Linked DNA regions of Homo sapiens: region 2 is linked to region 1. Evidence: chromatin loops called from intact Hi-C (ENCODE). Cell type or tissue: PC-3. All regions are shown on one strand. Links, peaks and the distances in the headings refer to the core of each region. The heading gives the core; the rest is flanking DNA.

Region 1 (16,760 bases), core at 5,643-10,642:
CTGGCCCGAAGGGACCTCAGAGCCTATGAGAGGAGGTCTGGAAGAGCAGGCTGAACTGGTAGCCTGCCTGAATGTCAGAGGAGCAGTGGACCATGGTAGGAGGGAGCTTGACCTTACCTGATATTACTCCCTTCCCCCTGAGCATCAATGTGTTATGACAGTAGAAGGCTAGGATGTCAGTTACATCTGTTTCTAGGGCCCTAACTCTTCTGTGAAAAACGTCTCTGATCATGAGACTCTAAGGGAGTTTTCCTACCAGTCAGAGAGGGAGAAAAGCAAGAGATCAGCAGTCTGGGGATGAGACAGGGCATGAGAATAAAGGAAATTGTGGGCAAACCTCACCCATGGGACCTCCCAGACAGAATAAATTAACAGGAGGGGCTTCTACTAAAAGACCCAGTCAAGCAGGTGTGGGCTCCAAGCCTTGAGATTTGGACTATTATTATATATGTGACTATTTGTATGCCCTGGCAGATAAAGCTACAGCTATCTGTGTTCAGTGCATTTAACCTTCACAATTAATTTTACAGAAGAAAAACTGAACCTCAGCAAGGTAATTTACCTAAGTGCAAAGAGATAAGAGGCAAAGCCAGGAATCAGAACCAGAGCTGTCTGACTCCAAAAGCCAGGCTCTTACTTCCACAACTTAAGGCATCTCAAGAGGTGGAAGATTCAGTGGAGCATAACCAATAAATACGTACCGTGTTCTAAATAATGATAAAAAGCAAACTAATGTGAGCAGTTTCTATGTGCTATGTGATCTGCCTGTGTAACAGTGTGACTTCCTGAAGAATTTATTGATACCTTGATTTTTTTCCCCCTATTTTCTTCTCATCAGTGAAACAATGAGGTCAGGGCTCTATGCCCTTGAGGTCTAGAGTTCCCTTGTCCTCAGAGTGAGAGTTCATAGGGCTCATTTCAAAGCTCTCAGCCAATGAAGAAATTAAACTGGACTGTCCCAAAGAAGATGAAAATAGAGGCTTTGGGAGATTGGCCCAACCTTGCAGTTGGTTTCACAGATGCAAACATTGGGAGAATTGTGAATTTCTTCACGTGCTTGGACTTGGCATTCTGGAGGTTACAAGTCCTTGTATGGGAACAGGTGTTTGGAACAGATGAGAATTGGCCATTAAATGCTATGTCTTGAGCATCTTTTTAAGACATTTGTGACTAAGCAGTCAGCAGAGAGGAATTTTGAGGAAGTTTTGGGCCAGCTCACCCAAGGAGGCCGTCTCCAGTGCATGGCAAAGAAACCATGCTCAACTACTGTTGAACATTTGGAAGACTGAGCTGCCATCCATGTCTGTGAAGGTTGTATACAAAATGGCCCTGTGCACAGCACCCAAGTGGAGCCAAGGGGTAAATGGCTATCCCTGTGGACCAAGAACCAGGCCCTTCCCCTTTTCCTGGGAATATGTAAGCCCCAGGGTTTTTGTAAATTCCAGTGAGGATAACCCCAATTAATCACTGATATTGAGCTTATCATTGACCCTGATAAGTTATGATTTGGAGATGGCTTTATTTAGAAAATAAAGAAGCATACCATCTCTTGTATCTTGAGTGTAAAGAAGCTATTCATAACTTTACACAGACAATAAATCATTTTCTATTTACATGATGAATTACTGAAGTTCTATTATCATTCTCTTTTTACAGATAAAGAAATTAGAACTTAAAGTTGAACAACATGCCCATGTTGACATGACTCATAAGCCCTTTTAAATATAAGGAATTCAGGCCTTTCGGACTTCCCAGCTTTATGAAAAACACTGTGGCACCATTCTACATGCTGTGAAAACTAATTCAAGGAGCCTGTCACCACAAGCTGCATAAACAAATCGTTACCAGCATAAACAGAATATATAGCAGAATTTATTCTTCGAAAAAAATACTTACTGATATTCAGGCCAGGCACAGTGGCTCCTGACTGTAATCCCAGCAATTTGGGAGGCCGAGGCGGGTGGATCACCTGAGGTCAGGAGTTCAAGACCAGCCTGGCTAACATGGCAAAATCCTGTCTCTACTAAAAATACAAAAATTAGCCGAGTGTGGTGGTGGGTGCCTGTAATCCCAGCTACTTGGGAGGCTGAGGCAGGAGAATCGCTTGAACTCGGGGGGCAGCGGTTGCAGTGAGCCAAGGTCATGCCACTTCACTCCAGCCGGGGTGAAAGAGCAAAACTCCATCTTAAAAAAAAAATTACTCATATTCAATTATATGTAGTACATAATATGGTTGGCCATAAAAAGGCATGTCTTTGGTGCTCGCTTCGGCAGCACATATACTAAAATTGGAACGATACAGAGAAGATTAGCATGGCCCCTGCGCAAGGATGACACGCAAATTCGTGAAGCGTTCCATATTTAAAAAAAAAAAAAAAAAAAAGGCATGTCTTTGAATTTAGTTGGATAGATAGAATATATATCCATAAAGGTACTTTGCACTAAGTTTCAAGAGAGCGTTACAGATAATGAATGCTATAGAAATTTGGGTTGGCACTAGTAGATGGCACAACAGAAAGAACACTAGATAATGAATCTGAAGACATCAGTTCTAACTCTAACATCAGCTGTGCCACTTCTAGTTCCCTAAACTTCCAGATTATTAATCTCTCTGTGCCTCAGATTTGTCATTTAGAAACTGTTTATAATAATATGCTACCTTCTTTTCTCACAGGATTTTTAATGATTATATATGCAAAAACATTTATAAAACATAATGAGCTGTGTAAGCAAAGGAAAGACTTTACTGTTTCCCCTGTTTTCATTACTGCCATGTCTTCATGATTCATGACAGCTCTGACGGTCAATTTCATGTGTCAACTTGAATTGGCTAATGTGGGTGGGCAACTAATCAGTAGAAGGCCTTAAGAGAAAAGACTGAGGTTTCCCCCGCCTCAAAGAAGAAATTCTGCCTCCAAATTGCATCAGACTCAAGACTGTGAGATAAACACCTGCCAGAATTTTCCCTACCTAACAGCCCTTCAAATTTCAGACTTGCCAGCCCCCATAATTGTGTGATTCAATTCCTTACAATCTCTCTCTCTCTCTGGCTCACTCATTCTCTCTCTGGCTCACTCATTCTCACTCTCGCTCTGGCTCTCAATCTCTCTGTCCAACAAATAGGATATATATACACACACACACATACACATACATATTTGTGTTTGTACTTATGTGTATATGGATATATATACATACATATATGTATTCATGTATACGTCCTATTGGTTCTATTTCTCAGGAGAACTCTGACTAATCCAATAGCTGAGCTAACAGCTTACTTTGACAAGAAAAATGTGGAAAACAATTAAAAGGACTTCAGAAAGTACTATTTTACTCTCAATATATTTTCTGTTGGTCATTTTTGAATATTTATGAAGTAGCAAATAACAGAGCATATGTTTCATAATTATACCTTTCATTATTTCAATGAAATATGCACATTTTATATACCCAAGCAGGAAATACAATGACACATGACTATTCACTATTGTTTGAAGCAGTTGATTTGCCTCTCCTGGTCAGAGTGTATGTCATTGTTCAAGGTGTTCCTTGCATCATGTTACCTCCCTCCCCAGTCAGCCCTTGTCCAAATGGATTATAGTCCATTCTCTAAGGCATAGTTCAATGACCCTTCTAAGCTGACCCTTCTAAGCTGAAATGCTCAATTCCTCTAGCTGAAAATGGTCACTACCGCTCCTAAACTCCATTCGTCTTATACTATTTATCACTTCACGTCCTAAATTATAGTTATTTGTGTGTTTGTGTTGTTTCCACCTCTAGAAATAACAATCTTCTTGAGAGTAGCATTTACTGATAAATCATAGCTTTTATCAGAGCCCACTGTGGCTCCTGGTGAAGATGTCTTCATAAATATGTGCTGGATAAATACACCTTCATGGGTCATTTCAGTCTCCAGAATTCAATCTCTTCTCTCTAATTTGTGCCATAACAAGTCCTATAAGTAATTTCTATCAGAGTGACTGTAATCTTTAATGCATGGTGGTGGTCTCGTGGTGAATATTTATTAGATAGAGAAAGGATGAAAAGCAGCAGCATGGGGCTTTAGCTATCTAAAGAACAGGCTTGAAAATTGGCTTACAATTACATTTTTAATGAAGGAATTTTACGAACAGAGGTAGTAAAATAGCACAGGTTTTGAAGTGTACACTGATAACTGCACAGTAACCAAGGTACTTCCTTGTTCTCACATGAAATGTTCTTGCTATTTGTCAGTGATATAAACTAACTGCTAAATATGTAACAAAAGCAAAGTACAAGTGTCTGTGTACCCATCAAATATTTTACTTTCAAAAATATTCCTGTACCCTCCATGAACAGTGTGTACTTTTCATCTAAATTCAGAACACTTTAGTAACTTCACAATATGTGAAGAGACACAGTGGTACAAAGAGATAGAATGACTTCTCAGGGGTTAAAAGCAGAGCTGAGATCTATTTTAGATCTCAGAATTTTAAAATTTCAATTTAGCATATTTGATAACCAATATTCCTTGTTCATTTGGGAGCAAATTTATCAAGATGTTATGGTTGAAGAACAGAGATTTGTCCTTGAATTCTATTCAACTAGTTTCATATTTTAATGCATCTAAAAGTTTCTAAGACCAGAATTATTCTAGAAGACACAAATAGTAACTGACAATACATTCAGTTCATTGAGCATTTTTTTCTGAGACAAGATCTCACTATGTTGTCCAGGCTGGGCTCAAGCATTCCTCCCACCTCAGCTTCCCAAGTAGCTCAGACTATAGGTGTGTGCCACCAGGCCCAGCTTAATTTTTAAAATTTTATCTTAGTAGAGATGAGGTCTCACTGTGTTGCCCAGGCTAGTCTCGAACTCCAGGGCTCAAGTGATCCTCCTGCCTTGGCTGCACAAAGTGCTGGGATTACAGACATGAGCCACCTCTCCTGGCCACTGAGCCAATATTTATTGGCTGATAACATGTACTATGTTGAGTGCCGAAGACCCATTTATAAAGAAACAAAGCTCTTATCCTCAAGACCCATGTCTATTGAGAGGGGATGGGCACACAACAAACCAACTGGTAAGTTGTGTTTGTTGCTTAATGCTATTTTTGGATTTCCCTGCTGTTGACTCACCATGGTTAAAAAAATTATCTCTTTTTCTGTTTTTCATCCAAAGAGATGAAGTTTGCTGTCACTGCAATTGCCCCTCCTCCTCTCAATAAACACACACTGAACTCTTAGGGACAAAATTAAACTGTTTGGGATTCAGACGCATTAAGGAAGATTATGCTTCCTCAATCCACTACTCAGAAGGTGAGGTTATTGTTTGAAATTGATGATGGGGTTGACTGGGCCATAGAGAGGATTTCCTAAGGCGGGTAGGGACTTGGGTCTTATTCCCAGTCAGAATCCCAATAGGTGGTAGGACTGCTGATAAGACATGCATATAAATGGCTGGTGACTCAATACTGCCATGGCCTTGCAAGCTTTGGAGAAGGCTGCTAGGGCTGAGTTGAGCATGGAGGAGGACACTTCACAAGAAGCAGGGCAGCCTACCTTCAAACAGGCCACATGGGCTTGAGCAATGGGCATGACATTAGGCAACTGGAGTGAACTCAAGCTAAGAATCCTTTCCTCTCCTCAGCTGACCTGTCACAGAAAAAAAAAAAATTTAAAATGTAAAAGAATCTTTTCTTTCATGACAACATGGGATAACTATATAATGCCCCAGGGAATCTTGAGCAATGCTAAGGAAGGGCCCTCTAGTAAATCATAGTCATGTTTACAAGGAAGTTCAGAGTGAGATACATTTTGATTTTTCAAAATAAAGTAATGCAGCTTTTTTTTTCTTTTTCTTTTTTTTTTTTTTTTTTTTGAGACAGAGTTTTGCTCTTGTTGCCCAGGCTGGAGTGCAATGGTGCAATCTCAGCTCACTGCAACCTCTGCCTCCTGGTTCAAGCGATTCTCCTGCCTCAGCCTACCAAGTAGCGGTGATTACAGGTGCCCTCCACCATGCCCGGCTAATTTTTGTATTTTTAGTAGAGACGGGTTTTTGCCACGTAAGCCAGGCTGGTCTTGAACTCCTTATCTCAGGTTATCTGCCCGCCTCAGCTTCTCAAAGTGCTGGGATTACAGGCATGAGCCACCGCGCCCAGTTAATAATGCAGACTTTATTCACCCAAGTCTCATGAACCAAATTCATACCCTTTACAGTTTAGATAGATGAAAGATAGATAGATAGATAGATAGATAGATAGATAGATAGATAGCATGTGATACATACCAAAATAGAGAATGTATTATGTGCTAAGGTTGCAACACAATTGTGGCAGACAAAGCAACTACCCCATTTACTAGATTTTAAAACTTGTTTGATTACTTTAATGTTTCCCCATTGGAACATGTCTTAAAACTGATGCATACTTTTAATATTCTATTTGTTTGGCTCTGATTTTCAAAAAAAAAAAATAAAGCTGATGTTCTAGAATCAAGGAGTCATTGTAATTCCCTGTAGGGAAATAACAGAGAAAAGAAGGTATCATAGATGAATTGATTTTTCAAATGGGTCAAAAGATAAGTAGTGAACAAAGTGGAGTAAGGATAGTATGTGTGGAGGTGGAAATATGTAGAAAAATCATAGTGAGTGCAAGCAAACCTCAGCATCATTGGCAACCAAGTGATTTGACACCTCTTTCACCCCAAACTACTTTTTGAGCACTTATGTAGAGTGTGAAAAATTATATTAATAAAAAGTTGTACATAAAAACAAATTTTTTTACTGATTGACTTCTGCTTAAAGCACAGTCTGTATTTTCAAAAAATGTGACCACTTAGTTGGAAGCATATTCAGAGATTAAAATTTTAAATTAAAAGGTGAATCATGTCCCTATTAAGCAGTATTATGGCCTGCATTTTGGACCTTGGGATTTTGGCTATTTGTAACTGCTTGTGTGCAAGAACGCTCAGAAAAGAGAGGTGATTCTAGCAAGGAGTTGTAGTTGTTTGTTTTGTTTTGTTTTGTTTTGTTTTGTTTTGTTTTCTTGTTTCTACTGAAGGGCTTGCTTCTTTTGCCAGGAAAGGAAATGTAAATTTACATTTTGCCTAGGATAGCAAATCAAAGCCTGCATTATCTGGCAACATATTTTCAATGTAATCCAGGGCTGGGTAGCATTTTTATAGGTTGGCACTCAACTGAGGCTGTCCATGTGTCCCATGCCTTAATCCAGCTCTGAGTTCAAAGAACTTAAAGAAGCAAAAGGGAAGTAAAAATGTGTTTGTGGAAGGGATGGGAGATGAAGGAGTACAGCAGAGTGCAGCACATTATTATTTTCATGAAATACGTGGCATATACAATCTCTTTTGATCACTTCTTTACAATATATGTATCATCATCCCCATTCTTAAAGATGGTGAAACTGGGACTAAGAAAGTTAACTTGCCTTAGACAAGGTTAATCAAGTAGTAAATAAGTAGAACATTGAGTGCAGCCCTTCTGAATCTCAACTCATGGACTGCCCACTGCCTCATATAACAGGTAGAGTGGCTAGCTAGCCAAGTGAGACATGTTTTATTTGTTTAAAGAAATCCAAATACTTAGGTCCAGCACAGTGGCTTACGCCTGTAATCCCAGCACTTTAGGAAGCCAAGGTGGGAGAACCACTTGAGCCCCAAAGTTTGAGGCCAACCTGGGCAACATAGGGAGACATTTTCTCTACAGATAATAAAAAAAAATAACCAGGCGTGGTGGCGTGCACCTGTAGTCCCAGCTACTTGGGAGGCTGAGGCCAGAGGATCATTTAAACACAGGATGCAGAGGCTGCAGCCTGGAAAGTGGAGGCTGCAGTGAACCGTGATCATGCCACTGCACTCTAGCCCGGTGACAGAGAGAGACCCTGTCTCAAAAAATATATATGTACTTAATTTTTCAATAATTGTTTATGGTACAAGTGTCAAGGCAAATGGAAGAATGAAAATAAATTATCCAGCTGGTTTTGATCAGAAAAACACCACTTCTCTCTTTGTTACACTCAACATACAACTCCCTAACACAGTAGCAGGATTCTAGTTGCTAGTTCTAGAGGTCACACAGCTTGATACCTGACTTACTCTAAGATATGTACAGTAACAAAAGCAACAACCACATAATCCAACCTGCGACTACCAAGGTCCTTCCCACATCCTGGAAGGCTCCTTGTTTTCAGTGGAATTGGTAGTGGTGGTGAAAACTAGCAAATTCAAATAAAAGCAGATGTGGTTTGTTTAGCTCTTTATAGAGTTAAGGTAAGCAAATTTATTTGTAGCAAAACACACACAATGAAAGTCCTTTGAGAAAAACATTGCTAAATAAAGTTACTGCAACACTGTGGATTTTTAACCAGAAAGTAATTCCCTGGTAATCAGTTTTGAATGCTGACAAGCTTGTTTTCTTCCTGGTTTCCTATTTCTGACCTTCTCATTCCTTTCTTTAGCAACAGTAAGAATATTCCAAAATAATTCTTTCCAAGGACTCTGTGTCAGCAGCTGTGAAGCCTCTAAACTTCTGTTTTCCTTTGGCTGGTCATTAAGTGAGGTCAGTGTGAGGCTTATGTCACATTTTCTAGTTGTATTAAGCAACTTCTCAACTGGTGAAAAATGTAAAGTTCTAGATTATCAATATCTCAAGAGTTTTGAAAAACAATTATGATATTGCTATTATGCAGTATACAAAGTCTGTGCTAAATTTCTGACTAATATGTTTGTTAGACATAGTTTGAACTCACTTATCTAACACCTTATTTTAACAAATATACTGAAATTAAGGAGTTTCTTTTTAAATCAAGACTAGACGTACTTTAAAATACCAGGAAAATTATTTACTATACAGATGGGAAACTGAAGGATATTCAAACAACAGAATTAAACTCTCTTTTACACATATACTCTGTTGCTGTTACATGAACACACACGCATGTACACAGTGACTAAGTACTTTCTGGAGGAAGTTCTTGCTAAAATAGTAAGATTAGATTACAAACACATTTTATGACAATTATTTTATTGAAAGGGAGTGACCAAAAGCTATTTTATGTGGTGGTAACTTAGCATACTTTTATTTCTTTGGTAGACATTTAACACGCCAGTGAAATTTTCTCATCAGTCTTTTAAAGAGTTGGCTGTCCAATATTGAAGGGTACTCACCAATGACATAAAGTCTAGTCATTAAAATCATAGGTCGTTTCTTCATTCTCCTTAAATCATATTTAAACAGATTTTATGTTTGGTTCCCAATTTTTTTTTAAACTTATATTTGCCCCCCATCACCCTAACCTGTTCCCAGCAGCATGGAACATGGGCTTACATGGTCTCTACTGGAATTGTGCAAACAACTCTCTTGGCCTGAAAATACTTATACTCTCTGTGTGTCTGTCAGCATTTTAATTTTTTTCAAGGCTCTACTCACATAGGACCTCGTCAGTGAAATCCTTTTCAATGATTCTGGGGAGAACTGAGTAATTCCTTCTCTATGTTTTAATATCACTTCATTTATGTCTTGTTATATCACTTAACTATTAATTCTTAATACAATCATGTGTGTTCCACCACTAGATTAATTCTACTAACCTTCATAGACTGTTGATAATATGATGAGAAGTAGAAATGCAATTATGAAAACAACCAATCAATAAAAATTAGGGAAAAAAGTCCCAACATAGAGAAGGCAAACTAATCCACATTTTCTATACAACTTAATCCATAAAGGATCATGTCTGATTCATCTTTGCATTATCAGTACTAGCCCAGGGCTTGATGTGTAGGACGCATGGGATGAATATTTATTGAAATTAACTGAAATTAGCTGAAACTCAGATTTCCTGATCATGAATAAAAGGAAAAAATTTCTTTAAGCAGATACCTGCTCATATCAATGCTACACTTTAGAAAAAGTCAAACGCTTTTGACTTTATATTTATATTTGATTTATAAATATATAATCAAAAGATTATATATTTATTTACATAATGATAAAAAATTGTTATTCCTCCTATGGTAGAAACCTGTTAGTTAAAAACCTGGCATTGAAAAATTCTGAATATGGTTAAACTAATTTTAAGTGTGTTCTGTGGGATGTTATATGTGTCACAGGAAAAAAGGGAGTTTCAATAATGAAATAAATTTAGGAAATGAGTTACACTAAGTTAAAAACATTTATTATATGACTTCTCAGAAGCGAGTACATGTTGTAAATTTCTAAGAGGGAGATGGAATATGATTTATTTCCCAAGCTTATTGAATCAAGAAATCCTACCATCAATGAGGATCTTATGAAAGGTGAACCATGAAACTTACTGTCCATACTGAAACACTTTTGAAAGTGAAAGGGAGAGCTAGTTAATAATTATGCCAGGACAACAGGTGTAAACTGGGATCCTGCCAGGAAAATCAGGATGTATGGTCACCCTACTTTTATAGGGTTTTTTTTTTAAATACACTTTGAAAAAAAACTAAATCAATATGGCCAAGAGATAAAACTATTTTATGTCAATACCCGTCTGCTATTAGTATATGTGTTGATAATATCAAGAGGAAGATTACTTGCATTTTAAACATAATGTAATGTTCTTATTTTTCTAGCTCAAGGATTCTCACCATTCTTATAGCTCTTTTCCTGAAACTATAATTTGAGTGATAAGGTTGTATGGTTGGGGAAGAATAATACACAATGGAATTTCTCACTTAGCAGTTAGGAAGATGATTGAAGAATGCTGGCTTCCTGCCTAGAGTCTACCCCACCAAAAATACTAGGATCATATATGTCAACAACCTCTTTTTTCTTTTGTATTATTGATATTAACCACATTGTAAATGATTTCAACTATGGAAAGGCAGCAGTATCTCAGGCTTTAATGCAAGGCAGAGGCAGGGGAAGCATATTAGCCCATGGTGATGGCGTGCCTATAGTCTTAACTACTCAGGAGGCTGAGGTGGGAGGATTTCTTGAGCCTCACGAGTCCAAGGCTGCAGTGAGCCAGGAACTTGCCACTGCACTCCAGCCTGGGATATAAAGTGAAACCCTACCTCGAAGAAAAAGCTTCATAAAGGAATTACCATTTATGAAGTAACCCAGGTTCTAGACTAGCACTGTCCATAGAAACAGGAAAGCCACAATTTGATTTTACAGGTTCTAAGAGCCACTTAAACTTTGTTTAATAACAGGTAGAATTAATTTTAATACTATTTTAACTCAAAATATTCATAGTATTATTATTTCAATATACATGCAATATAAAAATATTAAAGAGATACTTTTGTTTTTCATATTAAATCTTTGAAGTCTGGTGTGTATTTTATACATATAGCCCATCATAATTCTGACTAGCCACATTTCAAGTGCATACGTGTGTAGGGGTGGGTTGCCCCTACACACCTGTGGGTGTTTCTCGTAAGGTGGGACGAGAGATTTGGAAAAGAAAAAGACACAGAGACAAAGTATAGAGAAAGAAATAAGGGGAACCGGGGAACCAGCGTTCAGCATATGGAGGATCCCGCCAGCCTCTGAGTTCCCTTAGTATTTATTGATCATCTGTGGGTGTTTCTCAAAGAGGGGGATGTGTCAGGGTCACAAGACAATTGTGGGGAGAGGGTCAGCAGACAAACACGTGAACAAAGGTCTTTGCATCACAGACAATGTAAAGGATTAAGTGCTGTGCTTTTAGATATGCATACACATAAACATCTCAATGCTTTACAAAGCAGTATTGCTGCCCGCAGGTCCCACCTCCAGCCCTAAGGCGGTTTTTCCCTATCTCAGTAGATGGAGCATACAATCGGGTTTTATACCGAGACATTCCATTGCCCAGGGACAGGCAGGAGACAGATGCCTTCCTCTCGTCTCAACTGCAAGAGGCATTCCTTCCTCTTTTACTAATCCTCCTCAGCACAGACCCTTTACGGGTGTCGGGCTGGGGGACGGTCAGGTCTTTCCCTTCCCACGAGGCCATATTTCAGACTATCACATGGGGAGAAACCTTGGACAATACCTGGCTTTCCTAGGCAGAGGTCCCTGCGGCCTTCCGCAGTTTTTGTGTCCCTGGGTACTTGAGATTAGGGAGTGGTGATGACTCTTAAGGAGCGTGCTGCCTTCAAGCATCTGTTTAACAAAGCACATCTTGCACCGCCCTTAATCCATTTAACTCTGAGTTGACACAGCACACGTTTCAGAGAGCATGGGGTTGGGGGTAAGGTTATAGATTAACAGAATCTCAAGGCAGAAGAATTTTTCTTAGTACATAACAAAATGGAGTCTCCTATGTCTACTTCTTTCTACACAGACACAGTAACAATCTGATCTCTCTTGCTTTTCCCCACATATGTGACCAGTGGCAACCATATTGGAGGGAGAGTTCTAAAACTACTCTTAGATATTTTGTATTTGGCTGTGCAGATGATTTCATATATTCTTAGATGATGATTCTAAGGGAGCTATACTACTTGGTGAGGAAAAATGAATAATAAAAATAATCTTAACTGTCATTCCTTATATTCTTATGTGACAGCCATGTGTCAGTCTTTTCTGTACATTATCTGAGGTAATCCTTGTGCCTATGAAGTGGATACGTTTTTATCCCTGTTTTATTAAATAGGGAACTAGGCTGATAAAGATTAAATAACTTAGGCAAAGCACTTAGCTGGTAAGATAGAGCAATGTAGTGCAGTGGGTAAGAGCAAGGACGATGATCTGGCACCCTGGTTTTGAAATCCTGATGAAATTCTTAGCGAATATATATTTAGGCAGCTTATTTACTCACCAAAAGTAATCTATAGTATGACTTAGCACAAAACCTGTCACATTTCAAGATCTACAAATACTGGATTTGTTAGTATTTCTATTATTATTACTGTTATTACAGGTGTTATAAAGTAGGAGAGCCAGAAATCAAATTCAAATTTAACTGATTTTAGAGCCTACAGTCTTAATGAGAATTATGCAATTTGCATGCAAGCAACATATACTGTATTACAGCTAATTCCAAAAATGCAATAATTTTACTTGTCATTGTATGATAGTTTTTTATGTGTATTTGATGTGTTTATTTTTTTAATTTGCAAACTTCCCTAAGATGTTTCAAAAGACCAAATAAATAGATAATGAGTACTCATATTTTAAAAGTCAGCCAAGATGAATCAGTTTGAACTCTACAGAAGAAAGGTACTATGTAAATCCAAGAAACCATAATTAACAGAATTTTTGAATAATTATAACATCTGAGAAAATTAAGCTTGATTCTCTCCTAAATTTATACTATTAAAAAGTTTACCTAGAGATGAAAATTTTAAAATTTTTTTTATTTTGAAAATGTTCAAACATACTCAAAATAGAATTTTATAATGAATCCCCATGAACCAATCATGCAGCTTCAATAATTAACAGCACAATCTTATTCCATCTATACCCTTACCACCACCATCACCATTATTTTCATTATATTATTTTAAAACAAATTTCAGACATCATATTATTTCACCTGTAAATATTACATTATGTGCATTATTAAAGATGTTCTATGGAAAATATCAGGCCTTTCCTAAAGATGCTTTTGTCCAAAGGGCAAGCACTCTGGAAATCTCAGTTTCAATTCTCCTTCATTGTCACTGCCCCGAGAAATGTTAGGTTGTAGCACTCATATCAGCATTTCATTTGGTCTTGGACAATAGTTCTTAACCTTTTTCTTCTCAAGACCCCTTTTTATTCTCAAACTTGTTGAGGACTTTAGAGAGCTTTGGTTTATGTGGGCTATATCTATTGATGTTTACTAGATTAGAAATTAATACTGAGAAATTTTTTAAAATCTTTATTAATTCATTTTAAAATAACAATAAAGTTTAGTTGAAATGTGGAATCTGGAATCTTATATAAGCCTCTTACATATTAACATGGGTAACATATTTGTATGTAAATATATTTATTTTTCCAAAACAAACAAACAAAAAAGCTAGTGAGAAGAGTGGCATTGTTTTACATTTTTACAAATCTCTTCAATGTCTGCTTAATAGAATTCATTTGGATTCTCATATCTACTTGGCATTTAAACTGTTGCAATATATTGCTTTGGCTAAAGAGTATGAGGAAGTGTAATTAATTCATGTAAGATTCATCAATCTGGGCTAAAAATTTAGGTAAAAATTTGAAAAGGAATATTTAGATATTTCAATTGTCAAAGTGTCTCTCTACTATTTATGAATTACAAAGGTAAAACCTGAAATTTTACAGTACAAAAATCTGTGGACACCATCTTAATCAAGCTGGCATCACCAAAATGGGAAGCTATCATCATGTGCTCTTGATGTGGCGCCCGAGATCACAACTTCACTTTTGTTGTGCTCCTGCCAAAAGATTCATAACCTGCATCTCATCACTAGGAAACTCACATCAAAAGACATCGTACGAAACAATGAAAAATTATTTAAATTTAAGAGGCCCACGCTCTTAAAAATAATACTGTCATGAAAGATAAAAGAGGAAAAAAAAGGCTGGAAACTGTTCTTGATTACAGGAAACTAAAAAAGACATGGCAATTAAATGTAAGACGTGATCTTGAATTGAACCCCCGTCAATTGGCAAAATTTAGATATGTATTGTATAATGGATACCTGCATTGAATTAGTGTTAAATGTCATGAAATTGATCGTTTTATTATGATTTTATAAAAGAATACACTTAGGAAATGCTCATTGATGTATTTTGGAGTAAAGAAGTATAATGCCTGCAACTATCTCTCAAATGACTCCTGAAATAATACGAATAGGTGATAGATAGATAGATAGATAGATAGATAGATAGATAGACAGACAGACAGATAGAAAGATGGGTATGGAATGGTAAAGCAAATGTGGCAAAAAAAATTGATAAATCTGCTTGAAAGGTATATAGGAGTTGTCTTGTGCTGTTCTTACAAGCCTTCTATGACAAAATTATTTCAAAATAAGTAGTTAAAATAAAAATAATTTAGAATTTTAGAACTTCAGTTAATATTTCTCTCAATTATAAATTAATAAAACCTTATAGAAATAAGCAAAAAAAAAAAACTAACGAAGAATTTTGCCCTGATTTCTTTCTTAAATTTCTCATTTTAGAAGTATAAAACAAGGAGATGGAAAAATAAACTCATGATGGAATTAAAATAATTCTGTTATTCATTAGCACATTTTCTGAATTGAATGCTTTTTATAACAATACAAAATTCTGTTTATAATCAAAATGCACTTATCTAGGACACCATCTAAAAGTGGTTCACAGTTTTATGGAAATAAAAAAAATATTTTTAAATTAATTCAAATCAACAAGTATATAGCGAAATCAGGTGCTAACAGTGCTTAAGCATCTGGAATAATGAAAAATAGAAACACAGAACCTATCCTCAAGGAGTGTATAATTTTATCAAGCCAAAACTTTTTGCACGTGTGAATTAAAAAGTAAAATAAGCAGCATATGATTTAGCACTTAAATGTTAAATATCAGTCAACTCTGTCTAACAAAAGTATAATGCAAGCCACATGTATAATTTTTAATTTTCTATTAGCCACATTAAAATGAAGTAAAAAGAATCATATGAATAATTTTAGTTATATGTTTTATTTAACCCAATATATCCAAGACATTATTATTTCAATATGTTATCAATATAAAAAGGAATATTTTACATTCTTTTTTATACTGTTTCAGAAATCTAGTATGTATTTTACACTTATAGCACATTTCAATTCAAATCTGCCACATTTCAAGTAGACAACAGATACATGTGGCTAGTGGCTACCATTCAGCACAGAGCAAGAATAAATAATGGTAAGAGAATTTCTTTCATAAAAATTACACAATGGTGGTGGCGTATGGCTTCAAAATGGTCTCATTATCTGGGAGTGCCAAGGAGTTTTTATTAACTGTAATTACTTGAATTTGGTGAGCTTCTTATTCTCCTACGTATTTCCCAGGATAATGGTCTGTTGCAAAATTCCCCTTCACCGTAATTATTTTTTGAGAGTTTTCAGGGGTATTTTGCCTGTAGTCACAATCAATCAATCCTTTCACCAACCTTGGCTGAGAAGCCACTTGAAGGGAAGCATCATCACTGTCAAAAGACATGTTTCCTAATATATCCCAAATCTGCAGTGTAGAGATGGAAAGAGCACCTCACAACTCTTTGTGCCAGTGCTGTAGTGTGTGCTGCCCCAAAATGTAGGACATGTCCCTCTCCAAAACCTCATCTTCCCTCATGAAAATGGTGCCTTCAGCCAGGCACAGTGGTTCACACCTACAATCACAGCACTTTGGGAGGCCAACGTGGGAGGACAGCTTGAGGCCAGGAGTTCGGGAGCAGCCAACTGCAACATAGCGAAACAACATCTCTACAAAATATAAAAATAAAAATTAGCCAGGCGTGGTGATGCCCACCTGTAGTCCCAACCACTTGGGAAACTGAGGCAGAAGGATCACTTGAGCCCGGAAGTTTGAGGTTACAGTGAGCTATGATCACACTGCTGCACTCGTTTGTGCAACAGAGTGATTCCCCATCTCAAAAAACAACAAAAAACCCACACACCTGCAGCTTTCACCTAACATGCCTCTCCCCAAAGGGCCATAATTTAATACAAGATCAAGAAAGAGACAGCATGTCGCCCATCGTTGCATTGATTTCTAGCTCCCAGGCTCCCATGCATAAAGCTTCCTCAGACTTCCTGCAGCCAGAAAGTCTTCATCCCAATCAATCCATGGAAATCACGCTCTTCTTAGGCTTATCC
Region 2 (16,760 bases), core at 7,767-12,766, 57 kb after region 1:
TAAAGATAATAATTCTATACTGTAGTATTTTTTGTGGTTTGTCATTTATCTTTTGACAAGTACTTGGTTTTGGTCATTGTACAGGTTTAACATTTTTTGTAGTTAAGTGGAATAATCTTTCTATTATCATATCAAGTTCCCTAGCTCAGAATTGCAAAAATATTTGCTCACATTTTTCTGGTATTTTTATGGTTTTATTTTGAACATTTAAATCTTTAATCTTTCTGGAAGTGAATTTGGAAAAGGAATGTAATAGAAATCCAGCTTTTTATTTTTATAAATGGCTAGTTGTCCCAACACCATTTATTGAGCAATTTATTTTCTCCCATATGAAATGCTTTTTTTTTTTTTTTTTTTGGGAGACGGAGTCTTGCTCTGTCACCCAGACTGGAGTACAGTGGCGCTATCTCTGCTCACTGCAAGCTCCACCTCCCAGGTCAAGAGATTCTCCTGCCTCAGCCTCCTGAGTAGCTGGAACTACAGGCATGCACCACCACGCCCAGCTAACTTTTGTATTTTTAGTAGAGATGGGGTTTCACCTTGTTGGCCAGGATGGTCTTGATCTCTTGACCTCGTTATCTGCCCACCTTAGCCTCCCAGAGTGCTGGGATTACAGGCGTGAGCCACCGCGCCTGTCTGAAATGCTGCTTTTATAATTTACTAAATTACAAGGAGTACGTAGACCAAGCTTTTCCAACCCGTGGCCCATGGGCTGCATGTGGCCCAGGACGGTTTTGAATACAGCCCAAAACAAATTCATAAACAGTCTTAAAACATGATATTTTTTTTTGCAATTTTTTAAAAGTTCATCAGCTATTGTTAGGGTTAATGTATTTTATGTGTGGCCCAAAACAATTCTTCTTTGAATGTGGCCCAGGGAAGCCAAAAGATTAGACAGCCCTAAGTCTTAGACTTATTTTTGAAGTTTCTTCTATTTCTTTCATTTGTTTATTTCTTGGCCAGTACACTGGATTTTAATTAGTGTAGCTTCATAATGATGATACAGTTTGATAAGAGTAAGTCTCTCATTACTCTTCAATATTTTCTGGCTATTTTAATATGCATGTGCTTAGTGTTTTTTTCTAAGGCTTTATCCTTTACCAAAAAACATTTGGCTTGATTTGGAGTAGCATTGGATTTGTAGATTAATTTTGGAAGATTGACATATTGAGGCTTCCCATTGGAAAGCAAGAATTTTTATTTATTATTTGTCTTGTTTTCTTCTGCACTTTTATACTTTTCTTATATATACATTACCCATTTCTTTAACATTTTTTTTGAAGTGCAAAATAATACCCAGGTATTACATAATGTAATGTATCACATAATGGTGTTTCAGTCAGTGATGGACCACATATGTGATAAGGCCCCATAAGATTATAATGGAGCAGAAAAATCCCTATCACCCAGTGACGTAGCCCTACCGACTATTATGCTGTATTGTTGCCATGTATTTTACTTCTACAAATGTTATAAATTCCATGATGCATTTTTATAGCTTTTGCTGTAAAGATTCAGTTATCTTTTAGAGACATTTAAATAGTAAGGGAAAAAAACCTTATATTTATTCACTTGGTTATCATTTCTGGTACCCTTAATTCATCTGTCTAAATCTAGGTATTTCTCTGGTATCATTTTCTTGCAGTGAGAAGGAGAAGTATTTTTTTCTTTCCTTCTTTTAAAATGTTTCTTGTAATGCAGGTCTTCTACTTATAAATTCTTTCAGGTTGATATAACTTAAAAGTCTGTATTTTATCCCAGTTCTTGAAAGAAATTTTCTCTGGGTATAAAATTATAAGTTGATAGGTTTTTCTTTCTGTTCTTTAAAGATACTGCTCCAGTATCTTCTGGTTTGCATTATTTCTGACAGGAAATCTGCTGTTGTTTTTTTCTTTAATTTTCTGTACATAATGTATCTTTTTTTCTCTGACTGCTTTTCTGATTTTTCGCTTTATTACTAGTTTGAAGGGATCTGATTATGATGTGCCTTTGTGCAGTTTTCTTATTCTTTATCTTGCTGGGTTTTAACTAAGTTTACATCAAGTTTGGAAACTTCAGACATGATTTTTTCAAGTATCTACTTCTCTTTCCCTGGCCCTGCGTTTCAGATATATTAGACTGCTTGAAGTTGTCCCATACCTCACTGCTGTATAGCATTTTTTCCTCCCTGTCCTCCTCGTCTTCCTCCTCCTCCTTGCTTTTTCCTTTTCTGTGTTTCTTTCGGATAGCAGTTGTTGCTATGCCTTTAAATTCACAAATATTTTGTCTACAATATCTAATCTGCCATAAAAACCGTCCACTGTATTTTTCATTTCAGACATTGTAGTTTTCATTTCTAGAAGTTTGATTTGCGTGTTTTTTAAATATATGTCCAGTCTTTGCTCTAGCTACATTTTGAAATATATGGACTACAGATATAACAATTGTTCTAATGTCCTGTCTGCTAGCTACATTTTAAAATATATGGACTACAGATATAACAACTGTTCTAATGTCCTGTCTCCTATCATCTGAGTCAGTTTCTGTTTTATTCCTATTTTCACTATGGGTCTTTTCCTGTTTTTTTTTTTTTCCTGCATTTTTGGCAACTTTTGATTGAATGCCAGATTTTGTAAAATTTACCTTGACTCTTTTAATAAGTCTTGAATTTTTGATGGTAAGAAGCTATTTTTTTTCCATGAAGTCATTTGTATAATTGCTAATTGATCTGTTTTAATAGCAACCTGCTCTTTTGTGTGCTCTTTACAATAATACTTAAGTAAATATTTCTGAAGATACAGATAGTTTTTTTTAATTCCCATTGAATTTTTTTTTTTTTTTTTGGTCAGACACTTGCACTGTGTATTCATTGTAGTCACTCTACTCTTTGCTGCTGGTTTTCCTCAGCTGTCTTATTATTCTTGGTTGTTTGTTTATATTTATATTTGAAGGACTGCTTGCTCAATATAGGTAGCTGGCATGCATTTTTTTAAAAAATGAAATCTTATTTTTTAGAGCAGTTTTACATTTACAGGAAAATTGTGCAGAAAGTGCAAAGGGTTGCCATATACTCTGTCTCCTTCCCTACTCTTCAGTTTCTCCTATTAATAATATTTTGTATTAGGTAAATTTGTTACAATTGATGATCCAGTATTGATACATTATTATTAACTAAAGTTCATAGTTGACGTTAGATTTAAGTCTTTGTATTGTACAGATCATTGGGTTTTGGTTTCACAAGTACATAACATCATGTCCACCGTTACAGTGTCATACCAGAATAGTTTAACTGCCCTACAGATACCCTGCACTGCAGTTATTCCTCCCGCCCCTCCCTGCTGAAATCCTATCACTCACTGATTTTTTTTTTTTTTTTTTTTTTTACATTTTCTATAGTGTTGCCTTTTCCAGCATGTCATATAGTTGGAATCATACAGTATGTAGCCTTTATAGACTGGCTCCCTGTTTCTGTTGCACCACATTCACACCAGCATTTAGTTTTACCAGTGTTTTGGATTTTTAGTTATTTTAATAGTTTTGCTATCATATCTCATTGCTTTTGCAATTCCCTAATGCCATATGATGTTGACCATCTTTTCATATGACTATTTGCCATTTGTATATCTTCTTTGGTGAGACGTCCAGGTCCTTTGTCAGATTTTTTATTGGGTGTGTTTATGTCTTATTGATGAGCTTTAAGAGTTCCTTATCTATTTCAGAATCAATTCCTGTATCAGCTGTGTGTTTCACATGTATTTTTATCTGAGTCTGTGGCTTGCCTTTTCTTTCTTTTATCAGTGTCTTTCACAGAAAGAAGTTTTTAATTTTAATGAAGTCCATCCAGTTCATCAGCTTTTTCTTTCATGGATTGATCATGTTTTTGGTATTGTATCTAAAAAGTCATCACCGACCCCCAGGTCACCCAGGTTTTGTTTTATGTTCTCTTCTAGAACTCTTACAGTTTTGCAATTGACATTTAGATCTCTCATCCGTTTTGAGTTAATTTCTGTGTAAGTCATAAGGTCAGTGCCTGGATTTGATTTTTTTTTTTTTTTTTTTTTGGCACGTGGATGTCTAGCTTTTTACCACTTGTTGAGAAGATTATTATCAGTTCTTTATTGGATTGCCTTTGCTCCTTTGTCAAAGATCATTTGACTGCATTTGTATGGGTCTACTTCTGGGCCACCAGTCTATTTTGTCTATTTGTGTTTGCTCTCAACAAGGCCACACTGCCTGATTACTGCAGCTTTATAGTAAGTCTTGAAGACAGGTAGTGTCAGTCCTCTGATGTTACTCTTACTCTTCAGCATTGTGTTGACTATTCTGAGTCTTTTTCCTTTCCATATCTTTCCGTTTTTTGATATCCACAAAATAACTAGGATTTTGACTGGGATTCTATTGAATCTATAGATCCATTTGTGGAAATTGACATTTGAGCAGTATTTTTTTCCTATGTGAACCTGAAATACCTCTTGTTTAGGTCATCTTTGATTTCTTTCATCAAAATTTTGTAGTCATATAGATCTTATTTATTAGATTTATACAGAGATTTTTTTTGGTACTAATATAGGTGGTGCTGTGTTTTTAATTTCAGGTGTTAATTGGTCATTCCTGGTACACAGGAAAGCAGTTGACTTTGCATATTAACCTTGTATGCTACAACCTTGCTTGATATAAAGGCTTATTGGTTTCCAGAAATTTTTTGTTTCTTTGATTCTTTAGGATTTTCTACATTGGTAATTATGTCATCTGCAAACAAAGACAGTTTTATTTTTTCCTTCTCAATCTGTATACCGTTTATTGTGTTACATTAGCTAGAACTTCTAGAAGGATATGGAATAGGAGTGGTGAGAGGAAACATTTTTACTTTGTTCCCAGTATTAGGGGAGGAACAGTCTACTTTTTCTCCAGTAAGTATGGGGTTAGCTGCAGGTTATTGATGGAAATGCTTTATCAAGTTGAGGACGTTCCCTGCTATTTTTGAGATTTTTTTTTATTATGAATGAGTATGCTTTTACTGTATCTGTTCATATGATCATTTGGTTTTTCTTTAGCCTATTGATATGATAGGTTATATTAGTTGACTTTTGAGTGTTGAGCCAACCTTGCATACCTAGAATAAATTTCACTTGGTTTTGATGTTTAATTCTTATATATTGTTGGGTTCAATTTGCTAATATGTTGTTGATTTTTTTTCCATCTTTGTTCATGAGAGATAGTGGTTTGCAATTTTCCTTTTTTGTTAGATCTTTATCTGGTGTTGGTATTAGCTTAATGCTGGCTTTACAAAATAGTTACGAAGTAGTCCTTCTGCTTCTATTTCTGGAAGAGATTTCTATCATGTATTCCTCATATGTTTAGGATAATTCACCAGTGAAACCATCTGCTATGGTGTTTTTTGCTTTGGAAGGTTATTAATAATTAATCCAATTTTTAAATGGTCATAGGCCTATTCAGATTGTCTAGTTTTTGTGTAAATTTTGATAGATCGTGTCTTTCCAGGAATTGGCCCATTTAATCTAGATTACTAAAATTTGTAGGCATAGAGTTTTTCAAAATATTCCTTGTTAGTCTTTTAATGTCTGGAAGATCAATAGTGATAGACCTCTTCTTTTTTTATTTTTATTTTTTATTTTTTATTTTTCGAGACAGAGTCTCGCTCTATCACCCAGGCTGGAGTGCAGTGGCGCAGTCTCGGCTCACTGCAAGCTCCGCCTCCCGGGTTCACGCCATTCTCCTGCCTCAGCCTTCTGAGTAGCCGGGACTACAGGCGTCCGCCACCACACCCGGCTAATTTTTTTTTGTATTTTTAGTAGAGACGGGGTTTCACCATGTTAGCCAGGATGGTCTTGATCTCCTGATCTCGTGATCTGCCTGCCTTGGCCTCCCAAAGTGCTGGGATTACAGGTGTGAGCCACCGCGCCTGGCCGCCTTTTCTGTTTTTATGTTAGTAATTTGTGTCTTTTCTCTTTTTTTCTTGGTTAAGCTGGTTAGAAGCTTGTCAGTTTTATTGACTTTCATTTCTCTGTTGATTTCCTATTTTCAGTTGCATTGATTTCTGCTATAATTCTTTTTTTCTTTTCATCTGCTAACTTTGGGTTTAATTTGATCTTCCTTTTCTAGTTTCGTAAGTTAGATACTTAGGTTATTGATTTTAAATCCTTTTTCTTTTCTAGCACATTTCTGCTTTTCCTGCATTGTACTCATTTTCATGAGTTACATTTTCATCTTCATTTAGTTTAGAATATTTTAAAATTTCTCTTGAGACTCCTTTGACTCATGAATTATTTAGAAGTATGTTTAGAAATATTTACGAATTTTCCTGTCTGTTACTGATTTATAGTTTCATTCCATTATGGTCTGAGAGCATACTTTGTGTGATTTCTATTCTTTTAAATTTGTTAAGGTGTGTTTTATGGCCCAAAATGTGGTCTCTCTTGGTGATCGTTCCATATGTGTTTGAGAAGAATGTGTATTGTACTGTTGTTAGATGCTGCATTCTATAAATGTCAACTAGATCCAGTTGATTGGTGCTGTGCAGTTCAGTTCTATCCTTCCTGATTTTTTGCCCACTTGTCAATCACTGATAGAGGAGTGTTGAAGTCTCTAAGTAAAATAGAGGATCTATCTATATTTGTCCTTGTAGTTATGTGGGCTTTTGCCTCATGTATTTTGACCTGTATTGTTAGCTGCATACATATTACAGATTGTTATGTCTTTTTGTATAATTGACCCTTTTATCATTATGTAGTGTCCCTTTTTATCCTTGGTATATATGTGTGCATATATATATGTATGTATGTATATATGTGTGTGTATACATACTTACTCTGAAGCATACTTTGCCTGAAATTAATATAGCTGCTCCAGCTTTCTTTCAGTTAGTGTTATCAGGGTCTGTCTTTCTCTATCCCTTTGCTTTTAATTTATCTGTGTGTTTTTATATTTAAAATGGGTGTCTTCATTGAGTACACATGGACACAAGACAACAACAGACACCCAGGCCTACTTGAGGGTGGGGGGTAGGAGAAGGATGAAGATTTAAAAACTACCAGTGGGATACTATGCTGATTACCTGGGCGACAATTACCTGTACACCAAACCCCTGTGACATGCAATTTACCCGTATAACAAACCTGCACATGTACTCCCTGAACCTAAAATAAAAATTGGAAATAAATAAAATAGGTTTCTTGTAGACTATATAGAGTCGGGTTGTTATTTTTTAACCCATTCTGACAGTCTTCTTTTAATTGGTGTATTTAGACCATTCACATACGATTATTGGCAGTTGGATTAATATCAACTGTAACTGTTTTTGTTGTCCTTAGTCTTTTCTTTTTCTCCCATTCTTTGGTTTTAATTGAGCATTTTATGTGATTCCATTGTCTCTCTTTTTCTAACAGCAGTTATACTTATGTTTACAATTTTTTAAGTGGTTGCCCTGTAGTTTGCAATATGTATGTACAACTAATCTCAATCTAGTATCGAATTATACTCTAGTGCTTTGTGAATAGTGGAGTACTTTAGAACACAATATTCCCATTTTCTTCCTCCCATCCCTCCCCACTGTCATTAATTTTATTTATCTAAAAGCTATAATAACTGAATACATTGTGTCTACTGTTATTTTAATCAAACTATTTTCTATGAGATCAATTAAAAAGAAAAAAATTATTCACCATTTATTCGTTCTCTAACAATATTTTTTCTGTATGTATGTGTATTCAAGTTTCTGACCTCTATCATTTTCTCTAAAGAACTTTAAACATTTTTTGCTAGGCGTATCAGTAACAAATTTCTTCAATTTTCAGTTGAAAAATTATTTCTCTTTCGAAAATGTTTGAAGGATAATTTTGCTGGATACAGAATGTTAGGTTGTTGTATTTTTTTCTTTCAACACTTTAAATATTTCACTCAACTCTTTCACTATACTCTCTCCTTGTTTGCATGATTTCTGAAGAGAAGTCCAATATAATTCTTAACTTTTTTCTTCCACTGGAGAGAAAATTCCTCCAATAGGAATTTTTAGGTTTATTGAAGGCACACAGAATGAATTCTTAATTTTTTGAGCCTTGTTTCATGCTCCTAATTATTATTTTTTTCCTATTTTTGAGAAAGACCTAAGAAAGTTTGAGAAGCTTTTAACTTTATTTGATTAAACATACACCGGATTATCACAATCTCATATTAAGGGAGCTCAAAGTAATGCTCATAGAATAGTCGTAACTATTGAATTTAACTGTCAGAAATTCACTGTTAGAAAATCTGGAAATTAGAAATTGGCTTCATGTGTACACCCACATACGTATCTGTAGGAAGACTTATTTTAGTGCTACATTGTAGATTGATTTTTATGTTGTTGTATCTCTTTATTCCATAACTTTACATCAACCTGTTCATTTCCAAAAACAAGAATCTTCCATGGAATGCTAGGAACAGTTTGGAGTAATCTAAAACATTATGTAATACACAGCTGCGAGACTTTGAAAAAAGCTCTGATAGCAGTCAGGTGACTTACTTAAAAAATACTGTGTCTTACTCATTAAAAATATAGTGCTGATTATTAAAGACTTAGTCCTTCACTGTCCAGTATGGTACTTGGTAGCCATTAGCCACATGAGCTATTGAGCAATTGAAATGTAATTAATTCAAATTGAGATGTTGAGTAAGTGTGAAATACACACTGGATTTCTAAGACTTAGTGCAAAAAAAAATGTAAACTATTTCATTTAATATTGATTACATGTTGAAATGGTAGAATTTTAATATATTCAGTATATAAAATTTATTGAAATTAATTTCACTTTTGATTTACAAGTTGGCTACAAAATAATTGAAATTGGTTATTGGCTTGCATTATATTTCCAACAGATACTGTAGACATAGGCAGTTCACAGAGTAATAATGACGACAGTGCAAATCATCTATAAACCTTACCACCCAGAAATAACACTTATTAACATTTTTGTCCAAATCCTCCTAGGTTTTGTCTTACATGAATTATTGAAGAAGTACACATGTATGTACTTACTCTCAGCAAACACACACCCACAGGCACAGACATTAATGGTTTGTTTTTTTGTTCGTTCGTTTGTTTTGTTTTGTTTTTTGAGACAGAGTCTCCAGACGACTAACAGCAGTTATGTATAATGGAGTTGCCCAGGCTGGAGTGCAGTGGTACGAGTTCAGCTCACTGCAAACTCCGCCACCCACGTTCAAGCGATTCTCCTGCCTCAGCCTCCCAAGTAGCTGGGATTACAGGTGCTCACCACTACCATATTTTTTTGTATTTTTAGTAGAGATGGGGCTTCACTGTGTTGGACAGGCTGGTCTTGAACTCCTGACCTCGTGATCTGCCTGCCTCGGCCTCCCAAAGTGCTGGGATCACAGGTGTGAGCCGCTGCGCCCGGCTGACATTAATGTTTTATTGGACCTTGTTTCTTGTCAGTAGATATATACCATTATCAGTGGACACATTTATGGAATCAGCAATTTCCTAGAGATGGACAGTTGTTGGGTTGTTGTTTTCCCTTTCTACCTTTTTACTCCCTAATATAGCAGGCCACACACACATGCTCTTCATCTGTCTTCACCAGACTTGATCTATTCTTTTATGACAATTTCTAAGAAATAAGTTTGCTCAGTTTTAAATTTAATTTTTGCCTTGCCAAATTGCATTTTCCAATAATCTGTACCTTTTATAATGACAGTCTAGTGTTTTCTTTGTAGTTCTTGAAAGTGCCCAGTCCCCAGGTAATGTTAAACAAATGTGAGTTTTTTTATTTTTTTGTATTTCATTCTGTAAAATGCTCTGAATTTTAAAATGTGATCTTTCTGAATGCTGTCCATGCTTTTTGTAAGAGTCTTAGAGACATCTCACTTTGAAAATGAAAGTGGATGCCTGAGATGATGAATACAGCAGTATATTTTACAATTAAGCTTTCTTGTCTCCCTTGTAAAGTGAGGTACATTTCTTTTCAAATAAAGCAAGTAAGGTTACATTAATGTTTATTGTTTATAAGAGCTTTCTTTCCAATTTATCTAGCTACCATGAAATGAAGTGCGTCAAACATAAGAAGTCGTTAGTGTTTTTGGTGGTTTGCATTAACGCTTCATCTTAAGATTCTTTTTTTCACTTAAGAAATTACGGTATAATTTATGTATAATAAAATACACAGATCTTAAATATTAACTTTGATGAATTTTGACAAATGATACAGAGTATGACCATACCCCCAAAATAAAGTTTAGAATGTTTGTAATACCTCAAAAAGTTCCATTGGGAGTCTAACCAGTTGGTTCCTTTCTAATTCCTGCCTCTCTCCTATCTTCGTCCACCCTTTGCAATCACTTTCTGATTTCTGTCATGATGGCTTAGTTTTGTCTGTTTTGTCCTCTTCACTCAGTATATACGTTTTTGAGATTCATCTCTGTTATTGTACACATGTTCATTCTTTTTTTATTAGTCAACTGGTCAGTGTTTACCATGAATTTACCACAATTTGTTTGTCTGTTCTTCTGTTAATGGATATTTGAGTTTCCCGTTTTTGACTATTATGAATAAGGCTCCTGTGTTCTTGTATAAGTTTGTGTGTGTGTGTGTGTGTGTGTGTGTGTGACACATATTTTTATTTCTTTTGGGCAAATAGCTCAGGAATTACATTGTCACTGGAAAGATGTATGTTTATTTTTATAAGAAACTTTCAGATAGTTCTCCAAGTGGTTGTGCAATCTTTGCACTTCCACCAGCTATGTATGAGACTTCCCATTGCTCCACATCTCCAGTATTTTATGTGGTCAGTCCTTTTGTTTTTGGTCATTTTGGTGGATATGAAATGGCATCTCAGTGTGGCTTTTCATTATATTTCCTTGATGACTAATGGTATTCTTTCACCCTTTCAGTGCTTATTGGCCATTCATGTATCTTTGTTTTTTGTGTAGCACTTCAGGTCTTTTGCCCATAGATTTAGTGGGTTGATTGCTCTTTATTAATGATTTGTAGGGATGTTATATATATTCTGGACACAAGATTATTGTTAGAGATACGTACTTCAGATATTTTCTCCCAGTCTGTAGCTTGCCTAATTATTATTATTATTATTATTTGAGATGAAGTCTCACTCTGTCGCCCAGGCTGGAGTGCAGTGGTGCATTCTTGGCTCACTGCAACCTCTGCCTCATGGGTTCAAGTGATTCTCTTGCTTCAACCTCCTGAGCAGCTGGGATTACAGGTGCGTGCCAACACACTCAGCTAATTTATCTATTTTGATTAGAGATGAGAGTTTCACCATGTTGGCCAGGCTGGTCTTGAACTCCTGACCTCAAGTAATCCACCCGCCTTGGCCTCCCAAAGTACTGGGATTACAGGCAGCCACCACACCTGGCCCTAATTAATTTTTAATGATGTTTTTTGATGGGCAGGATTTTTTAGTTTTGGTGAGGCTAATGTATCTTTTTTTTTTCTTTAACCTTTTCTAGCACATGTATTTGTGGTTTGAGAAATCTTGGCCTATGCCAAGGGGTCACAGTCACAGTCTTCTGCTGCTTCTAGGAGCTTTGTGATTCTAACTTGAGGTTTATGATCCATCTCAAATTTTTTGTGTTATATAAAGTGCAAAAAAGGTCATATGAGATGATCATATGAATTTTTTCTTTACAGTTTCATTTTTTCCCTATGTAGTTAATTTGATACAGCACCATTTGGTAAAAAAGCCTTATCTTTTGTCATTGAATTGACTTGGAACCCTTTTTAATAATAATTGACCTTATATGTTTGGGTCTATTTCTGGAGTCTGACCTGTCCCATTCATTTGTTTTTCCATCCTTATATAATATATTATTGATATGATTGTAATTAGAATGATTTTTCACATTCATATGCATGAAGAATATTGATCTAAATACTGGTCTGTAACATTAACAGAGTTAATACTGGCTTTGCAAGACCTTTAAAAAATATGCTTTAGATCTCTAGGTAATATTTAACAGTGAACTTATGTTTGCTTAAAACACTGATCTGTTTATCTTCTTTTCTTGTGACCAAAATTAACTGTTAGGGATTCTTACAGACTTAGTGTTGAATAAAAATTTTTAGTTTAGGGAAGGAATTGAAATCCCACCTCCCCCTTCCAGAAGCCAGTGGGACATTTAATTTAAATGTTTTCTGCACTGAGACACATGGTTCACAGCATGGGGTCTGCAGTAAAGCAGATCTAAATTTATAACCCTGTTCTTTGAGTTTCTACCTCTGTGACAACGGGCAAGTTACTAAATCTAGCTCAATTTTAATTTCCTCATGTATGAACTTAGTTCCTTCTAGGATTGATATTAAATAAGAAAATACAAGTAAAGTTCTTAGCACTCTGCCTGATACAAGTATCAGTTCTAGACAGTTGTTATATTAATATTTTTATTTGGGATTCTAATGAGGAAAAAAACATATTTCAAGAAATTGTTTTTTTTTAAATATAACCTAATGTAAATTAAAATAGAAATAGGTTTCAGAGGCATAAATTCTGTGTAAAATTACATGTGTTTTAATTTTTATCTTTGCATACATAGCTTTACAGTTTTCAAATTATATCCCTCCTTTTTTAAAAAAAACAGATTATTAGCATCTTGAGTTTAAAAGTCTGTTCCGTATTTTCATAGCACAGTAGTGATGAGCATACTTAATATTTATTGAGTAATTTAATAGAACATTAAATTTACATACAGTTTGTGTACCACAATAATGTGTAAAAGATAGAACACCATCTGTTTTTAAGACCGTCTTGAAAACCACAAAATTGTTCAGTTAACCAAATGTACTGAAAATTATTTCGTGCTTCTATGCTCATCTGACTTACAGCCTTGTTGTACTTTGAAAATTAGTGGGAAAAGTACATTCTTTTTAAAAATGTACGTTGACTTTAGTATGCTGTTTTTTGCCTCAGAACTCTCACTACTTCCTTCTATTGGGGAAGCTTTGAGAATTAGTGGGAAAAGTACATTCTTTTTAAAAATGTATGTTGACTTTGGTATGCTTTTTTTTGCCCCCAAACTCTCACCACTTCCTTCTATTGGGGAAGCTGTTGTAGAAGCAAATTGTTGTGGCATTTAAAACAGTATGAAGGGGGATGCATTAACTGAGGTTTTTCACCATGTCATATAAATGTTTATGATTAGTTATGAAGTGCCAAGAAGAAAAGTGTCATCATTCTTCTAAAAATAATTTCAATACCACAGATTAGCAGTTTGTAATGTTCTGAAAAATTGTTTAAGACAATTTTGATAGCACAGCAGTAATCAATACGATTCTAAGAAAGGCACCCCTCTCAGTTCAATCCGGCAAATGAATAAATGCAAAACGCATATAAAATACTGTGTTGGAGGCTAAAGGTAATAACAGTTCAAGAGCATGTGGCCCTTGTCTTTAGAGGGTGAACAGTGTTTTGGTGAAGCAAACCCTACATGGGAACTTATAAGTCATTCAATAAGTGCTTTATTGGATGTATAAATGAAATATTATGAGAATACAGAAAGGGAGAAATATTTGCTTGAGGAAATTGAAAAAACTTGATCAAGTGTGACATTTGAACTCTACATATATGGAGTTTGAAAAGTTTTCAACATTATGTTTCAGCAGAGTGAACACTATAAGCTGAGAAGTATGATATGTTTGGGGGTCTGCAGATTAATTGGCTGCTATCTCTGATATATATTGGGTTCATAACAAGATAGTGTCAAAGTGTTGATTGCCCCAGACTAAGAAATAGCTTGAATTCTTGAAGAAGAGTTTGGACTTTATTTTTATCAAATAGGAACCTGTTACGTTTTCAAATATTGATCTGTGTCCTAAAAGATAACTGGCAAGCACTTACGAAAGAATAAAGTAGAGGCAGTGTCTCCTCTTGGGAAGGGGGAGCTATTACAATACTTCAGGCCAAAGCAAGGTATAAATTTGAGATCTCGCTTATATACTTGTATATAACAGCATATACATATAATGAAAAAGTGTGTCATTTCTCATTGAATTTCATTAAGATTTCAGAGATATGAGAATATACACAATCTTTTAGAAGTGTATTGTTAGCTAAGCTTCTTTTGTACAAATAAAATGAACTAATTCTGGCTGGCTCAACCAAAAAGGAATTTTTTGGCTACCAGAGGATCCCATGGAATCCAAAGCAGAATTGAACAAGGAAGTTTCAGGAACAGCAGGAAGCTGGGAAGCTCTGAGAAAAACAGCAGGAGTTATTGGAACTTTTCTGAACTCCAAGCCTCTCCTTCCTTACTAAACCCATCAGTCCTGGGTCCCAGTTTAGAATTCTAAATTCCTGGGAGAGAATCTTAATTTAATTGATTGAGCTTAGCACAAGTGCTTGTTCCTGGAGAGAGGCAATGAGTCTCTAACACTGGAAGTATTGGGGTTGGGGAATGGGTGGTACTGGCAAGGTAGGTTTGTCATATGTATACAAGCCAGCAAAAATCCTATTAAAATGTACTACATGATTATTAATTTGGTTTTTCACTGACCTAAACTTGCTTTAGATGCCATCGTTCAAAATATTTACTCTCTACTGTATTGAAGTGTTTTTTTAGTTACAGCTCCAATCTGAGATTTGCACATAGTAAAGGTGTGAATGTTATCTTTCTTATTTTTGGAAGCCTGGGCTTTTTTCAGATTCTCTTTAATTGACCAACATACTGAAAATAAAAGAAATATTAGTCTTTTCATTACTAGCTTCTGTTGGCTAGTAATAGAGCCTTAAAATGATCTGATTAGAAATGTTGCAATGATACATCTGATAATATCATAATTAGCATTTAATAATGCATACAATGCCAGTGTTCTAAGTACTTTATGTGTATTAACCCTATAATAAGGAACTTTACATGTATTAACTAAATAAAGTTAGTCCCATTTTATAGATGGGAAAACAGGGATAGGGTAGTTCAGTAATTGCTTAAAACCACATTGCTAATAAGTGGTGGAATCTATTCCCAGAGTCTGTGCTTTCAGTCATAACACTATTCTTCCCTGGGACATTCCTGATTCTTTGCCCTCACTTGTGTCCAGTTAGCATTCAGGGCTCCCTTCTTAGCCTTCCCAGAACATTTTTATTCTTGCTTTCATTTTGGTACTTATACTTTGTTATAATTATTATTATTTTTGTTGTTATTTTTTGAGACAGAGTCTCCCTCTGTCACCCAGGCTGGAGTGCAGTGGCGATCTTGGCTCACTGCAACCTCTGCCTCCCAGGTTCAAGCAATTCTCATACCTCTGGGATTGCAGTCACACACCACCACGCCTGGCTGATTTTTGTATTTTTAATAGAGGCGTGGGGTTTCGCCATGTTGGCCACGCTGGTGTTGAACTCCTGGCCTCAAGTGATCTACCTGCCTCAGCCTCCCAATGTGCTAGGATTACAGGCGTGAGCCACCATGGCCAGCCTACAATTATTTTTCTAAACATATCTCCTTTTTAGGTTATTAACATCTTGGAGACAGAGACCTTCTTTTAATCATCTAAGATGATTAAGATAATAAATAATTGTTAATTGAATTAATACCCTGTTCAGATTTAGTCTCTAGGTTAGCCAGACATTTTGTGAATAAATACGATTCTTTAAATTATTTTTATTAGGAACATTCCTTTGTGTAGTTATCCCAACTTTGACCTTCTGTTGACCTTATAAATTCCATATCTTGTTCTAATAAATTATTTGCATGAGATTATCCCTAGGACTTTCCAGAGCATTATTGTCCAATAGAACTTTTTATGATGCTGTCCAATATGGTAGACATCTGTGATTATTGCGCACTTGAAATGTAGCAGGTGTGACTTTGAGAGACAACATTTTTAACATATTTGAATAGCCATTGTGGCTAGTGGTGACCTTATTAAACAGTACAGCTCCAGAGAGCAAAAGCAAGATGAGTCCAGAAACTAACAGTACCCTCCCGCCTGCCCCTGCCCCCACCCCCAAAGCCACCCAGCTTTGGAGCTTACCTAGAGAGGACAGTAACAGTGTAAAAGATCTGTGTGGACTCAAAGTGAAATCATTCCCAATTAATTTATACATTCTAAAAAATAGAGAACATTTATTAAATCTCAATCGCAGCTCACTGCAGCCTCTGTCTCCTGGGTTCAAGCATTTCTCTTGCCTCAGCCTCCTGAGTAGCTGGGACTGGGACTACAGGCGCCCGCCACCACGCCTGACCAAATTTTGTGTTTTTAGTAGCGACAGGGTTTCATCATGTTGGACATGCTGGTCCTCAGGTGATCCACTCTCCTTGGCCTCCCAAAGTGCTGAAATTACAGATGTGAGCCACCACACCCAGCCTTAAGTCTCTTAAATTGTGAATAAAATGTAAATCTTAAAAACAAAACTTGAGAAAGGTTCTTGGATTCTTTGGTGGGGTTTTTTGTTGTTGTTGTTCGTTTGTTTGTTTTTTGGGGTGGATGCTATCTAGCTCTTGTGTGTAATGTACATGAGAGTCTCAAATGTTGTACTTTAAGTCCTTAGGTTGTATGTTGAATTTAAACTGTTACTTGTTACAAAGCCCTTACCTTTACCTTATGCCTTCAAAAGCTCATATTTAAATAAAATGGCTCTCAAAGTAACCTACCTTTTGCACGTTTTTTGCCCACCTTGATTGTACATGTCAGTCAAGCAAACTAAAAGTGCTTATTTATATAAAGTATATGTACATCCCTGTGACTGTCCTTAAATGCTTATTAGATCATTGAATTGCTGAATATAGAATAACAAATATGGAAGACAAAAAATTTT

Evidence for each region. A loop is a pair of places that touch in the nucleus more often than their neighbours do. Peaks named below come from ENCODE experiments on the same cell type or tissue, not always from the same donor. Only the 100,000 strongest peaks of a DNase experiment are listed, where the experiment ranks them.
Region 2: a loop joins it to region 1, with 5 times the contacts of the local background. A loop is called at or near these places in 2 of 110 quality-filtered maps.

The regions. Positions count from the first base shown.
Region 1 is chr7:123,776,210-123,792,969 of GRCh38, reverse strand. It overlaps a transcript of HYAL4 not described here and the pseudogene RNU6-11P. Among named protein-coding and RNA genes, the nearest start is that of WASL-DT, 35 kb to the right of the region's middle. In PC-3, for the core only: no CTCF peak of the experiment used is centred there; no DNase peak of the experiment used is centred there; H3K27ac peaks cover 1,628 bases.
Region 2 is chr7:123,721,194-123,737,953 of GRCh38, reverse strand. All of the region lies in intron 1 of WASL (WASP like actin nucleation promoting factor), which reads left to right. Among named protein-coding and RNA genes, the nearest start is that of WASL, 19 kb to the left of the region's middle. In PC-3, for the core only: no CTCF peak of the experiment used is centred there; a DNase peak (open chromatin) is centred at 10,613; H3K4me3 peaks cover 330 bases; H3K27ac peaks cover 1,168 bases.